Linked DNA regions of Mus musculus: region 2 is linked to region 1. Evidence: chromatin loops called from intact Hi-C (ENCODE). Cell type or tissue: left cerebral cortex. All regions are shown on one strand.

What was found. Peaks named below come from ENCODE experiments on the same cell type or tissue, not always from the same donor. Only the 100,000 strongest peaks of a DNase experiment are listed, where the experiment ranks them.
Region 2: a loop joins it to region 1, with 2.6 times the contacts of the local background. A loop is called at or near these places in 2 of 42 quality-filtered maps.

Annotation. Positions count from the first base shown.
Region 1 is chr6:34,740,825-34,748,824 of GRCm38, reverse strand. It overlaps Cald1 (caldesmon 1), which reads right to left. Exons shown (of 14, transcript NM_001347100.1): 4 at 6,890-7,036; 5 at 2,810-3,206. Among named protein-coding and RNA genes, the nearest start is that of Gm38787, 12 kb to the right of the region's middle. In left cerebral cortex, no CTCF peak of the experiment used is centred here; DNase peaks (open chromatin) are centred at 2,405 and 3,104.
Region 2 is chr6:34,649,149-34,657,148 of GRCm38, reverse strand. The region is part of intron 1 of Cald1 (caldesmon 1); the gene reads right to left. It overlaps Gm13861 (predicted gene 13861), which reads left to right and starts at 3,234. Exons shown (of 2, transcript NR_167697.1): 1 at 3,234-3,562; 2 at 5,609-5,795. In left cerebral cortex, no CTCF peak of the experiment used is centred here; a DNase peak (open chromatin) is centred at 139.

The sequences.
Region 1 (8,000 bases):
TGGGGTGGGGGTGTGCTTTTTCATGAAAAAGTTAAAGTGTTAATCAAAGCCAGCTGGAAATATTTCACGGTTGCAATGTAAGCCGCGAAGGGTTCACAGAAGCCAACGTTACACTGTCAGAGCAGGACGTAGGCAAGACTGAGGAGCAGGGCTGTCCGAGCTCTTGACTGTGACAAACACTAAGAAAGACAATTAATTTCTGTGAGAACACTGGACTACAACTGCCTACGTGCCCTCGGATGCTTTCAATTCCGCTTCCTTTTTGTGAACTCTCAAGTACATATGTGTATGGTGTATGAGTGTATATGACTTTGTCTGCACATGTGTGCTTGTGTGTGATATAAGAGTGTGTATGAATATGTGTGTACAAGTGTGTGTGTGTGTGTGTGTGTGTGTGTGTGTGTGTGTGTGTGTGTGTGTGCGTGCAAGGCACAGGTTGATTTTGGGTGTTGTCTATTGCTGTCTACCATAACTTTTGAGACAAGGTCTTACGAGAAGCCAGAGCTCACTGTTTGGCTAGATTGGCCGCCAGTGAGTCCCTGGAATCCCCTACCCATCCTATTGTCTTTGCTTCCCAAAGCTGGGATTACAGACACTCCCCTATACCATGCCCAGCTTTTTATGTGGGTGTTGGGGACCCAAACTCGAGTCCTCCTGCTTGAGTGACCAGCACTTAACTCACTGGGTCATGTCCCCAACCTGATTAATTAGTTTGGAGGCACCTATACAATCTCATCAGTGACTCATGAGCCACAGTCTGGAAACCACAGGGGAGGGGTTGCAATTCCAAGATCAGATCCAGGCCTGCTGCTTTCCGCGTGGCTTTAGGATATGATTATTCTTAAAGACATTTACCTCTTCCTTTCTGAAGGCAGGCTTGTCATCCCGAGGCTTTTGTCTTTGAGCTTGCCCTTTAACTCCTTTCTCTTCTTCCTTTTCCTTTTCAAGAACGGGGAAGGTCACTCACGTAAATAGAAGCCCTGTCTAGCTTGCAAGAGTGAGAGGGTGTTCAGATCACTCCGCGTGGGCTGTGATGTCGCTGTGGCCCATCTCAGTGACACACTCAGACCCCCTGGTGCCAGTGGTACCTGGTGCTAGTGGCTTGTCATCAGGGGTGATATGTCCCAACCCCTCCCTATTTCTTGTCCTCCTGTGCCTCCCACTGTGCTCACTGGAATCTAGCATGACATGGTGTTTCAGGCATTGACATCCTGCTCAGGATTTTCTCAACTACAGCCATGTGCATGAGCCCTGGGTATAGAAGCAGGGGAGGAAAACAACTTCAGTGCGAGGCAGTGCAGAGGGCTCACTCTGGAGAGGTGAGCGTGCAAGCGGTTCTCTTGTCTTTTACAGCTCTTACAGGGTTTGTTTTTCATGCAGCCTTGCAGATAGAGAAAAAAACCCACAAAACGTTTATATTTTATACTTCCTTCTCCAACTGCTATCCCTACCTATTCTTCCTGAGCCACATAGCAAAAGGGAACAAACTGTGAACTCTCAGTTGTCCATCAGTTGTTAATTGGCCCTACCCAAGACCAATGGTTTTCTGCAAGTCTACATTAAACCCAGGTCTACATGATGGCAAGTCAGGCTTTTAAAGGTGTTTTTTTTTTTTTTTTCTTTTTTGTTGTTGTCGGGGTTGGGGGAGCATCCAACAATCTCCTTGATTCCAGTTGACTTCAAAGGATTTATAATTTTGTCTAAGACTAAATGTCTGAACTTAATTCTTTTTCTCAACTCCCCAGCCCCTAATTTTAAAATGAAAAATAAAAACTGCTATCAAACACCGGAGTGAGGTGAGAAGTATAGGCCTCTTGCCTCATGCACACCCAGGGAATGTGACAGACAGAGGGAGTTCAGATGCAGATGTACAAACAAGCTGACAGAAACCCACCACATTCAGCATCTTTGGGCTAATTCATTTTTTTTTTTTTAATAACCACAGCACCCAAGCACCAAGCAATTGATTTCTTTCTGGTTGTCTCATTAATTTGGTCGATTGCATTCTCAGCTGTGGTTCAATTGCTCCATGCTTGGGTAATGCTATGGCCTGAAAAAAAAAAAAAAAAGAATAGTTTGCCAACTGATGAAGCACGTGCACGAGGCCTCAGCCCCCGCTTGGGTGTGCGTTGCATTTCTCATGAGTCACAGGCATCACACAGTAGGTGCACAGTGCTTACTGTACCTGCGTCTTTGGGACAGCTGTCTGAAGTCTGTCGTCTGGGGCCTCCCTTTCATTCACTCCTTTCCTGTCTGCTTTCTCGGCTCCTTTCTCCCCCTTGTCCTTGGCTTCTCGCTTCTCACTCCTTTGCTCCTCCAGCTGCTGTTTCTGTCTTTGCTCTTCTATCCTTGCCTTCTCCTCCTCCTCTGCCTTGGCCTTTTTCTGTGCCTCAGCCACTCTTCTCTGCTCCTCCTGGATCCTCGCCTGCTCTGCACGCTCCTCTGCCTCCCTCCTCTCTCTCTCCTCGGCCTCCCTTCTCTCCCTCTCCTCGGCCTCCCTCCTCTCCCTCTCCTCGGCAGCGGCTTTCTGTTCTGCTTCGACTCTTGCCCGTTCCTCTGCTAGCTTTCTGTCCTGCTCAGCTTTGATTCTTTCTTGTTCTTGTCCCTCCACTTCCAACCTCAGTCTCTCTGCCTCAGCTCTCTCTCTCTCTTCCTCCCCCATCTTTTTTCGACGGGCTATCTCCTCCATGTCTTGTTCCCCATCCCCTTCTATTTTGGACTCTTCTGCGCTGACCTGCCCGTTTTCCAATACCATCAGCACAGCCTCCTCTTGGATTTCTGGTGTTTTCTCCTCTACCATCTTCTCTACCTGATTTTCGCCAAGGCTCCCTCCCTTCAGCTTCTCTTGCTCCTCCTCTTCCTTTTCTTCTTTCTTTTTGTCTTCAGCATCCTGATAGCTGTTCTTCTGGTAGGACTTGATGACCACTTCTGTTTCTTCCACCTCATACCGTCCTGAGCGACTCTCTCTTTTTTCTTCCCCCTCTGCTGTCTCATTTTCGGCGGAGTCATTTTGCATTCTTCGGCTTGGGCCTGAGAGACTGCCATCTGTTATGGTCGGATCAAACTCCTTCTGACGCTCTAAGGCTTCCTGAAGGCGTTTTTGACGTCTCTCTTCTCGTCTAGCCAGGCGCTCCAGTAAGGCAGCCTCCTCGTCACCTTCTACCTGAGTGTTTGAGGAGGCTGGCTTAGACTCTTCATCGGGGACACTGCATGACAGAAGGAACATCAAAGACAACTTGTTGGTTAACCGTATAGAACCAACCACAGCCAGAGCAGGCACCAGCAGTATCCAGCTCACATGCCCGTAGATGTCACCACTCTATGCTTCCAACTGAGCCTATCCAAGTCTTCGCTCTTGGTCTTTCTCAGGACACTGTGTCTCCTCAACTTGTGTAGGGCCTCTGAATACTAATGTCACTCAACAAAATCAGAGGTGCATCATCATATAAATACTTTGGCTTTTCTCTGTTTTGAAGGCTAATCCTACAGCCACGGCTCTTACTGGAGTTATGTCCCAGAGCTCCACAGTGGACACTTAGGCCAGAAAACAACTTTCCTCCTGTGTCTCCCTTACCTACACCCCAACCGTTGTTTTCTGAGGTGACCTCACAGACTCCTTGTGATTAAACCTTGATCTCGGAATCTGTGTCACTGTGGATCCCAACTATGACAAGGATCAAATCAGAATAATGAGTGAATTCTGTGAGTGTCAGAGATTCATACTGATGCCACCAAGTCATTCCTGATTTGGATTGGTGGGGCCTGAGGGACTTAGAGGGGAAGAGTGTGGCGAGTGTGAGAGTCTACATTCATGTCAATATCTTCTCTTTGGAGACATCTAAGTGTTCTCCACAATTCACGGGTTAATGACTGCTAGTCAAGGGTGACATTTCCTATCCTCTGTCCTCCCTCATACCTAGACAGGACCTCGTCACCTTCTAGACAGGACCAGGTAACCAAAGAAATGTAAGTATGAACAATGTGTCCAGGACAGCACAATTGATCATGTGTGCATGTTTGCCATCTCTGTTGGTGTTCAGAAGGCTCTGGTTGTTAGGGGTTGACAGAGCCATGGAGGATAGAAGGACAGAAAGACCCCTGAGGCTCACTGAGGAGCCAGTCAGGCTGAATCAATGAGCCCCAGGTTCAGTGTGAGACCCTGCTTTGAAAACAGGTGGCGAGGCAGGCCTGGTGGCATGTACCTTTAATCCCAGTGCAGAAGGCAGAGGCAGACGGATCTATGGGAGTTTGAGGCCAGCCTGGTTTACATAGCAAGATTCAGAGCAGCCAGTAAGTAATACACAATGAGATCCCCCTCTCTCAAAAAATAATATAATAAAAGTAATAAAAATAAGATTAAAAAGTAAGACAGAAAGCACTTTATCCAGTACACAAAAATATCCACAGTGCACTAGCATACCGTGTTAAAATATGAAAATTCTCATAGCAACAACATTACCATAACTAATCTAGACAATATAACTCCTTTGTACAGACTTCCAAGAATAAAGAGCTTTTTCTACTTTTCTCCAATGGGTAAAGGCTGGCTAAACCCAATGTTTATTTTTAAAAGAAAAAAAAAGGGAAAATCCAAACTGTAGCATGTCCATCATCTTAATCACTCTTCCAGGGTGCTGGACACTGCCCAGACCAAGGGCGTCGGCCCCTCCTGGCTGGAATTACCAGTCATGTGATACCAGAACGGCGACTGGAGCTGGAAGCCTATGTCTTAAAATGTTTAGAAACTCCATCAAATTTCATGGTTCATACCAAACTTGGCTCCTCTGATGTTCAAGTTCACTTGGATTTGGAAAAACACATCATATAGTTAACAACAAAATATCATAGAAGAAAGCCTAGATTTTAAGCCTTTTGGGCCTCTGCTGTTGCTGCAGGACATTGTCGCTGTGAATTAGCCGCATGCGGATTACATGGCCACAGGAATATGGGGAACTGGGAGGTCAATGGCAAAGGTCTGTGCACAGGACGCTTGGACCAACTGAGTTCTAGCACTTTAAAAAGGTACTGCAAATTCCAAAGCGCTCACCAGACAAGAATTCTGTTAAGAAATCCACAGACTCCACTGAGCCTTTCTCTGTTGTCTTTTATAGATCATGGTTAACAGTCACCAGTAGCTATTAAGTGCCAGTTAAAGCTGTTTAACCCCAAGAAGACTTTATACCTAATTAATACGCCTGCAAGAAACCAAGTGCTCAGACCCGAATGTATTTTCCTTAAAAGCCACTTTTTTGTTTGTTTGTTTTAGTTCTTTTGATACAGGGTCTTGTGTAGCCCTGGGTAACCTTGCCCTCACCAAAAAGCCAAGATTAACCACAAACTCCTGGTCCTCCTTCTTCAACCTCTGAAATGCTAGGATTAACAAGCATGTGCTATCATGCTTGGCAAAAGAATTTTTAAATGTAGGTAATCTCATCAAATGGCTACTAATAAAATTAAAGCAGAAAGGAAGTGTAAGTAGAAACAGGACCTTTGTGTGTGCTGCTGACTTGGTTGTTGAGCCGAGTCTCAAACCCAGGGCCTCATGGGCTCGCATAGCACTGTTATCCGAGTCCAGAAGCAAGATTCTCAGAAGCAGAACACTATCGATCAGTTGTAACTTTGAAAACCATTGTGGAACACTCACTAACAGCTAGATCCAGGAAAGGCCTCAAAAACGTCTCTTTAAAAAGTATTATTTTTTGACTCCTCTCTTTAGCTCGAGAGCAGAAAAAGGCAACAGATGGCTGTGCTGCCCTCTTCCTGGGAGACTCTGCCTGGAGCACACTGTGGAGTGTGCTTAGTGTGCTTACTGTGTGCAAGGCATTGAGTGGCTTATGCACACTCTTATCTCTGCGGTTGAGCAGTGCTCTTCAAAGGGAACTGTGGCTGTCCTTCCTTCCTTCCTTCCTTCCTTCCTTCCTTCCTTCCTTCCTTCCTTCCTTCCTTCCTTCCTTCCTCCCTCCCTCCCTCCCTCCCTCCTCCCTCCCTCCCTCCCTCCCTCCCCTCCCTCCCCCCCTAATGCATATGAGTACACTGTAGCTGTACAGATGGTTGTGAGCCTTCATGTGGTTGTTGGGAATTGTATTTAGGACCTCTGCTTGCTCTGGTTGGTCAACTCTGCTCGCTCAGTCCCTACTTGCTCTGGCCCAAAGATTTATTTATTATTGTAAATAACTACACTGTAGCTGTCTTCAGACACACCAGAAGAGGGCATCAGATCTCATTATGGATGGTTGTAAGCTATCATGTAGTTGCTGGGATTTGAACTCAGGACCTTCGGGAGAGCAGTCAGTGCTCTTACCCCCTGAACCATCTTGCCAGCCCATGGCTGTACTTTTTAAAAGTGAAGTAACACCGTCTGCCAAATTGGGATTCAAAACCAGTGAATGAGTGAAACCCAGTGATCATAGCTGGCCCTCCCCCACTCCTCTTAGCTACACTTCCTCCCCAGTTAGGGCCTAATTACCAATGGCCAAGGTTTCTATAGACTACGTAAATATTATATTTCTTATGAAACTTGTCTAATGCTTCAGTGTTTGCAAGACCACACTAGGAAATTAGCTGAGGAGGCCACGACCCTTAGCTTGAAGTTTTTTGTTTGTTTGTTTTTGTTTTTGTTTCTTGTTTAAAATAGACCAAGTTAACAGAGCTATTAACAGCCTCCTCTTAATATACAGAAAATAAAAGAAATAAACCAAAACTACATGTAGCTTGGGCTCCATAGTAAGTTCCAGCTTGGGATATGCAGTCAGAAACCATATCAGCAAAACCGAAAGCAACCATTAATGGTTGCGTTGGTCTGAGGATGCAATGATCTGCTAGCAAACTCCATTCAACGGGGCAGATGAAGATACAACCCAGAGATGCCTCCGTGAGAGGAGGACAGTACCTGTTCTGGACATGGGCCTCCACCTGGTCTGTCACCTGTCCCAAGGATTCTTCCTCTTGCTTCTGCCGCAGCCTTTCCTGCCGGGCCCGGCGGCGCCGTTCCCTGGCAGCCTCTTCTTCGTCATCATCATTTCTCTGATAGGCAATTCTGCAACAATATAAAGACAGACACCTGAGCATGACAGCCGACAAGGGGCATTATCAGTGTCCTGGCCAAACAGCCTGGGATGACTACTGATGGATCAGAGTTCTTTCTAAAGGGATGCTTCACTGTCTCAAGTTTGGACACCCAACTAATTCGTTTTCAATTTTTTTAAATTATTATTTGAAAAGCATCATCTAATGACCCAGAGGAAATTTTACATTGATCAAATAAACCAGAGCATCTACACCAAAGCAGTATGCCTTTGGAGACTGGGTTAGCATATTTGCATTTTTGTACTGAGTTGATTATCACATGCAAGATTTATATGGGGAAACATCAAGTATTGAACCCAAAATAATCAAAATATCTATAAAAATGAATTTGATACATTGTGAGAACTAGAGCCAGCTCTGACACAAAGACCAGAGAGAATCAAGTCACTCTACTAAACCAAGACTTTGGTGCTAATAAGCCAAAGTTGTTCAATAAAAGTGAAGACAATATTTTGTTTTAGTTAATTTGAAAATTGTCTTGTAGTTGCATACATTTAAAAGTTTGTATTCATTTAGGGACATCTCTTGCTTTGGGTGGGGGAGATTGCTCAGTGGTTAAAGCCCCTACTATATAAGAAGGAGGACTGGGGTTTGAATCCAACATAAATGAAGATAAGATAGATGTCTTCTTTGGTCAGATTTTGTTTTTCCCTTCAGTTACTTTATAATAGTGGTGTGTGTGTGTGTGTGTGTGTGTGTGTGTGTGTGTGTGTGTGTAGTTGACCACTGGTAGGTAGCTTCAATGTATGTGCAATGTGAGAGAGTGTCAGCTAAATCAAAGGTTCCATATTTCTCACTAAAACACGTATAAGTATCTTGATACTCATGCTGTGCTGTGCTGTGCTGTGCTGTGCTGTGTTGTGCTGCACTGTGTGTGTGTGTGTACACTTGCATGTGTATGTGTGTTTGCATGT
Region 2 (8,000 bases), 92 kb after region 1:
GAGCTCTAGAGTGTAACTTGAACTAAGTCCTAATGATTTACTGCTATGCCCATAGATTAGCATATTGCTGAATTCTCAGCAATGGTGTTAACCCAGACACTGACCACTGGTCAGCATGCAGAGAATGAGGACCTTCTCAGTGCTTGGCTCTAACTGGGGCATCTATATCACACCTCCTCCTTCTAAAGCTTGGGGATTGTTGTGGGAAGAGGAGGGTGGAAAGACTGTAAGAGCCAGAAGCTGTGAGGTTATAAGGAAACTGTATTACAGGATACAGCAGGACAGTTACATGTACAAACTCAGTAGCTGCGCACAAGACCCGTGCACAAGATCAAGCCAGGCAACATCCCAGCATGGAGCAGTGAAGGCTATCAACACCTACATCTAGCCTAGGAGCTACTAGCAATTGCTGGCTGCTGAGAGAGGGAGTTTTTCCCTTAGAACAGTGGTTCTTAATCTTCCTTTTAATACAGTTTTGTCATGCTGTGGTGACCCTGGACCATAACATTATTTGCATTGCTACTTCATAACTGTAGTTTTGCTACTGTGTGTGTTTGTCAGACAACAGTAACCGGAATCTTCAGAGCATCGCCTTTCACTGTAGTCACAGAGAAAGTTACCTTAGTGTCTATCAACCTCAAAGCAGAGAAACTGTGTCAGGCAAAGAATGAAACAATATGGCACTGAGAACGGAGGACATCCATCTGAGAGACATGAGGTTAGACAAGACACCCAAAATTATCATAGTCCGTCAATATAAACTTAGATATACATCTGGCATCAGAGATCAGAATAAGGTAGCAATGATGGCAGTAAGTCCTGGAGGGAGCTTCTGAGTGCCTTTGTTCCTATAGATGCTGACCTCACAGGCATGTCTGCTATGTGAAAATTCTTCACGTGGTTAAGGTGATCATACAGTTAAGGGCTGTATGATTTTCTGCACGTTATATATCATTTCAAGGTTCTTTGTATTGCACGTGCCTAGACCTAAAGGAAACCCCAATCTGCAAGGAGGAAAAATGGAGGGAATTTGTGAGCTCAGAATAGATCAAGTCACAAAGGTCCCGTGCCCTCAGCCACCTATTTTATCAGCAGGAAAATAACAAGGTAAAAAAGAAGGATAAACAATGAGAGAAAGTTCAAGGCAACATGAATCAATATGCCACAGAAAGAGGCTGGGATCGATTTGCTCCATTATTTCTAAATTAAAAGTCAACACTGGATTATTTACCAGTGACTTGGCGACCTTTCCATATTTGTTTTGGCTTGTCATACCTTAGAAGGGAAATACTGAATATCTTTGCAACTGGACCCTATCAAGACAGGTCAAATACAAGGACTACTTCTTATCTAGGATGCTCTGAAACTTCCCAGGCTCTACAGTCATTGCTCACTGTCTACCATGTGTCCTCCTCACAATCACCAACACCTCTGCAAACCAGTCTCCAGCAGCCCGCATGCATGTCAAGACCATAAGCAAGAGATGCCCTTTGCTTTAAAATTGTACATGCCCTTTTCGGTTTTGGCTTTTATATTTATTTTATAAAGTTCACCTGTTGTAGAGTTGTATTTCATCATAGTTTTACAATTTACAATTACAATGACAATCTTTTAGTGTGAGCGTGTTTGTCTGTATGAACTTGGGTGCATTGCTTGCCTGCAGGAGCCTGCAGAGTGCAGAAGGGTGTGTTGGATCCTCTGGGACTGGTTGTGATGGAATGTATGGGTCCTGGGAAGTGAACTGAGCCAGAGCAGCCAAGTGCTCTTAACCATTGTGCCACCTCTCCCGCCCCTTAACATGGGTCTTTACTCCATGCATGAGAATCTCTTGTTGTTGTTGTTTTAGTGGAACATGTTTTTAATGCCACTATGGAATTATGAACATGAGAATATTTTTATAAATGAGTAGCAAAGATAGATTTGCTAGACAGCAGACGAAGCTTCAACGTGCTCAGCTGGCTGGGCATAGGTAACGCATCATGGAACTGTGGGAGAATACAGACTGTGGGGATATATAGACTGCACCTAACAGAGCTGTGCTTTGAGGGAAATTCATTTTGCATACCAATTACCTTAATACAAATTATTACTGAGAGTTGTAACAATCACCTTGAAGAATGTCTCCTCTCCTCAGCTTTTGGAACATTTTGTTAATGCCTCAATGGCACTAACCTCTCTCTCTCTCCTCCAACTTCTCCTTCCCCTCCCATCTTCCCTCCTCAGTGTTTTATACATAATATATGATATATGTAATATATAATATATAATACATTATAATTTTATATAATAAACATATAATACATTATATATAAAATATAATGATTTTATATAATAAATATATAAAATTCTATATATAAAATATTTTAATTCACTTTACATCCTGCTCACTGCGCCTCCTCCCAGTCACCCCTCTCCCACAACCCACAATACTCCCTAGCTTCTCCTCTGAGAGGGTGGAGGCCCCTATGGCTATTCCCCCACCCTGGCACATCAAGTCTCTGTGGGGCTGGGTGCATCCTCTCCCCTTGAGGCCAGACAAGGCAGCCCAGCTAGAAGAACATATCCCACAGACAGGCAACAGCTTTTGGGATAGCCTCTCGCTCCAGTTGTTCTGGTACCAGCTCATTGATGGCAAGTATTTCATCATTTCATCAAAGCCTGCTGGGTACCTGAGCGAGTGAACAGATAACAGGGAATGAAAGAGGAAACTAGGATGAGTTTAGCGTACTATGAGCCCCCTGTGAGTATCGGCTTCTTTCTTCACCCTTCATTGCTCTTCTGCATCTGGAAAGCAGAGAAACCCTCCCCTACCCCACCCAGCATCTAGTTCTATGTGATCATGTGACCGTAGAAAGCTGCAGAAGCTAAGGAAACTTTACAGAGTTCTTAAAATTTCAAGGAAGGCAAAGGGTATAGTTTAAATATGGGATTTCAGAGGAGCCTATTTGTAAAGTATGAAGACAGGGGAAATCTTTCCTTTTTGGAATAAAATAAGAACACATAAAATGCAGAGAAAAGGCTTTGATGTTTTAAATGAGGCTCTTAGCTGCACCCCTCTCTATTTTTCCACGGCCTGGGAATAATTCATGCCGCTCTTGCTTCAGCCAAGTTCTTTCCATTTTTAACAGAAGAACAAGGGTAGATTTTTCTAGGCAAGATGGCTTCTGATTGGAGAAGTAGTAAGAACGCATCCAGAGCAGGGCGAACGGAGGTCAGATGTTTATTTTTAAAGCACTGTGAAGAGTTCTCTACTTGCTGGAAGCACCAGGGAGGAAAGAATCATTTATGTAAGGATGAAAGTTCTAGATTTCTCATGGGAAAGTGGTTGATGTCTTTGATAACTTTCTCGTGGATGCGGACGTGTAAGACGCAGACTTCTGAGGAAAACAACATCCTTCAACTCAGAGTCACTGTTTACCTGAGGCTGGTGTTTAGCATGGATGGCCATTGAACATCCTGAGGGGTGGAAGCCTGGCCTGGACAAGCCTCAGGCTGTTGAGACACTCTGATGGGATGTCCCTCCCATCTGATCACTTCACCATCCCTTCGCCATCCTTTCTTGGTGAGTGCCGGAGCTTCATGTGTTGTGTGTGATGTTAACTGCTTGGGTTCCAAGGTGCTAAGAAGTAACGGGCTTCATTTTTAAATATATTACTGTGTATGTATGTGTGTGTGCATGGTGTGTGTTGGCGAGGGGAGGGCACACACGCCACAGTGCACATGTGGAGGTCATGTGTTCACCTTCCACGTAACAAATTTTTATTTACTCTTCAGGAATTTCACATATGTACTTAGTGTGCTTTGATCTTATCCACTCCCCATACTGCTCCAGACCCCCGATCCCTCCCAGATACATGTCTTCTTCCCTTTCTAACCTACTAAGTCCAAAATTCATGCTAGCCAAATATTTAAGTGGGCCCTAGCTCAAACTCGGGTTGTCAGGATTTCAATGGCAAACCTGTCACTCACTGACTCATCCCTCCGGCTCGTAATCTTCTGTTCTTTTTTTTTTAAAGTTGATTTTTATTTTAAAAAGTTTTTATACAATATATTTTGATTATATTTTTCACCTCCCTAAATGCCTTCCCTAAATGTCTTCAAACCTCCTTACCCTCTCATCTTCAGGTTCTCTCTCTCTCTCAAAAACAAAAACAAAGCAGCAACAACAAAAACCTAATGTAAGCCCTCCCGAAAAACAAAACAATGGAGTTTGTTTGTTAGCCATCTAGTCCTGGGCATGGTCGGCATTAATGGGGTCGATATGCTCAGAGACTCCACTGGAGAAAACTGATTTTTCTTTCTTCTAGTCAGTTACAAATAGCTTCTTGGTTAGAGGTTGGGCTTTGTGTCTACTTCCTCTTCTCCATGCTAGGGCTTTGTCTGGTTTAGTCTTGTATGCTGTCTGCCCTTAATTTTTGTATATATTAAAAGGACTGTAGAGATGGCTCAGCAGGTAAGAAAGCTTAATGATTTTTCAGAGGACTTGAGTGCCCAGCACCCAAATGGATGGCTCACAACCACCTGTCGGGGAATCCAGTGTCCTCTTCTGGACTGCATGGGTAACTGCACTATCACATATGCATGTATGTATGTATGTATGTATGTGCATATATATGTATATATACAATTTTTATGTGTATGTGTGGTCCATGTACACACACACACACACACACACACACACACACACACACACACACACACCCCACATGCATGTAGCACCCACACAGGCCAGAAGAGAGTGTTGGATTCCTTGGAACTGGGGTTACAGATAGTTAGGAGGCATCATGTAGGTGCTGGGAACCAAACCTGGGCCCATCACAAGAGCAGCAAATACTCTTAGCCATGGAACCATTTCTCTAACCCACAAAACAAAGTCTTAATTCTTTTTCTAGTAATAGTTTTGACTTATGGGTTACATTTTCAATACCTGGGGACAGAGCTATAGGTCATGATTTCTTTTATTTCCAGTTTCTTAAAGTAAGCCAAAAGCCAAGGCAAGGAACAGCCAGAGTAGAATAATCTTGTTCCACTCCAACAAGATGGTAGGTGCTTCCCAACTTTGCCATGCGCCACAGAGCCTTAGGCTAAGGTGTCCAGTGAGTCCATTTTAAACACAACACGTGGACATAAACCATCTGGTCTATGAGACTCAAGGTTTAGGTCAGACGCTAGTATCACATTGTCCTAGAACACCAGCTGAAGTCAGCCGTGTGGAGCCCTGGGAAAGTTTGAGCATGTCACTCTCCTTAGCCGAAAGATTGGCAGCCCTGTGCTGTTTGCATTTACAGTTGAAGAGTACTGTAAATCAGGGCAAGAAATCAAGGCAGGAATGTGGAGGTAAGATTCTATGTATATGCCAAGGAGCAGCCCTGGGTGGAGGGCACAATCCCATAGATGAGACACACGCCCTTTGCACTAGAAAACTAGTTATGGACACACTTACTGCTCATTCACTGTCACCCAGATCTGCATTTGCCCTCGTATAGGAAGCTGTAGACATCAGCGACCACAGAAAAATAACAAGGCACAGGGGGCCATTTTGTACACAGGGCCCTGGGAACAGCCAGTGGAATTCCTCTGACCGGTCTCCTTTTGACTTTTCCCATAGACCTTGTTCCTGCTCTGAAATGTCTGGAATGCTTGGTGGGAATGAAGCAGCTGGTCATTAGGCAATAATGCCTCTATCACATAAGAGAGGAACCCTTTGTGGACCGATTTCCATGCAACACTTGGGGGCATCTCAGCGGAGTTAAGAATGTAAGAGCGGTGCGACTACAATAAACAGAGCTTCAGGATTCTTTGTGTCTTAGTTATGCTTTCTTTTCCTGTGATAAAACACCATGAGCAAAATCAAGTTGGGGAGGAAAAGGTTTATTTCGTCTTGCAGTTTGTAGTCCATCATCCAGGGAAATCGGGGCAAGAAATCAAGGCAGGAATGTGGAGGTAAGATTCGATGTAGATGCCAAGGAGCAGCCCTGGTTACTGGCTTGCCCCTCATGGCTTATGTGGCCTGCCTTCTTACAGCACCCAGGACCACCAACCAAGGAGTGGTACTCCCCACAGTGAGCTTATGTCCTCCTTCCACACATATCACCAATCAAGAAAATGCACCACAGGCCAATCGGGTGGGCTCATTTCTCAGCTGAGGCTCCCTCTTGCCACAAGGTTCTCCCTTGTGTCAAGCTGACATAAAACTAGCCATCACACCCTCTCTGGAGTGATTTTAATGGCAACCCCAGAGGTCAGCAAGACAAATATTACTGGAAATATTTTATGATGGGGTCTAGGAAGGTCAACAGAGACTAAATGATTTCCCCCAAGTCTTCTCAGCTGGCAGTGGCAAGAGCTGCATTCTAAATCCTAAATCTCTCTCTGTCTCTCTCTGTCTGTCTCTGTATCTGTCTCTCTCTGGGTGGCAATGATGGGGGTATACATGTATAGAGAGGCCAGAGACTGATATTAGTGTTTTTTCTCAGTCCCCCGGCACCTTGTTTTAAGTGGGGGTCTACCACCTAACTTGCAGCTTGTTAATTTGGATGTCCTGACTGGCCAGCAAGCTTTAAGATTTTGCTTGTCTCAAATCCCCCAGCTTAATTTTTTTTTCATGGATACTGGAGACCCAAACTCAGGTTCTTTCACAGTTACATGGCAAACTCTTTACTAACTGAGCCAGCTCTCCAGCCCCCAAATCTGTTCTTTTTATAGAATGTCATTCTGTATGACTACCCGTCAACCAAGTTAATTTAGCAAAAGTTGGCTGTCTGATGTTTGGGGACAAATCACAACCTCTGTTTTTAGAGACTGGATCAGTTCCCTTCTTGATTGCCTTGAGATGTTTTCAAACTAAGAGTTCAATGCTCTTTGATTTCTGCAGTTTGCTTTGCCCTTTTGGAAATCACACAGAGGAGAGAGAAGCAAGCAGTGAGCCCTCTAGGCACCTGCCCCAGCCTCTAGGTATTTGAACACCAAAGCAGGCCTCCAGTGAGGTAATTTCCATGTGAAATTCCCCGCATAAGTCACTTGTGACACACATCATCAAAAGGGCTAGGTTTCATGTGATCCCATTTAAAAAGTAGCTGGAAGGATTCAAAGTCCTCCTATAAACTCGACTCGTTCTGCCGCATCGTGTTTCCCGGATGGAAGGAAAACACCTGGCTCTGCCCGTGTGCTCCTCTAAGTCTGTTTTAGACACAGGGATTAGTCCTCGCATAGGAACAAATAATCTAAGAACGATCTTTCACTCTTTCTACCTTATGAGACAGAGTCAAGTCTTACCTGGGACTGGACTTCTAGCCACCAACTGGAGCTTGCTAAGGACAGCAGGGGTGGAGAGAGACGAGCTCCCTGCTCTCACACAGACAACATTGACTTTCATGGGGCAAATAAGCAGTAGGCTACTTGGGTCACATTCATTTCTGTATCCCCAGAGCCAGTGATGACGCTGAGAACATGTTGATTGCTCAGTGTGCATCAAATGAAGTGTCCAGATGCTTATCCTTGTCCACGTTCAGATCCAAATGAAATCATCATTATCCACTCTCCTTCCTTCAACCAGGACAGAGCTGATCTCAAGGGTCCAGTCAAGCCTCACCGAAGCCCAGTGTTAATCTTTTTATTGGAAATTCCATTAACTAATTGATAAAATGTAAACAGTATGTAAGCTTTAATCTCCCATTGTCTCAACTTAAAGCCAGATGGCTATCTTTCTTAAAATATAAGTGGTCAGCTGGGTGGTAACAACACACACGCCTTTAATCTCAGCTCTCGGGAGGCAGAGACAAGCAGATCTCTGTGAGTTTGAGGCTAGCCTGGTCTACAGAGTGAGCTCTAGAGTAGTCAGGGTTACACAGAGAAACCTTGTCTGGGAAAAACAAAATAATAACAATTGGTGTTTTTAATTATTATTTATTGCTGGAGAAGTGGCTCAGCAGTTAAGGAAGTGTCCTAGTTTTGCAGATGAACCCAAGTTCCATTTCTAGCACCTAGATGAGGTGACTCAT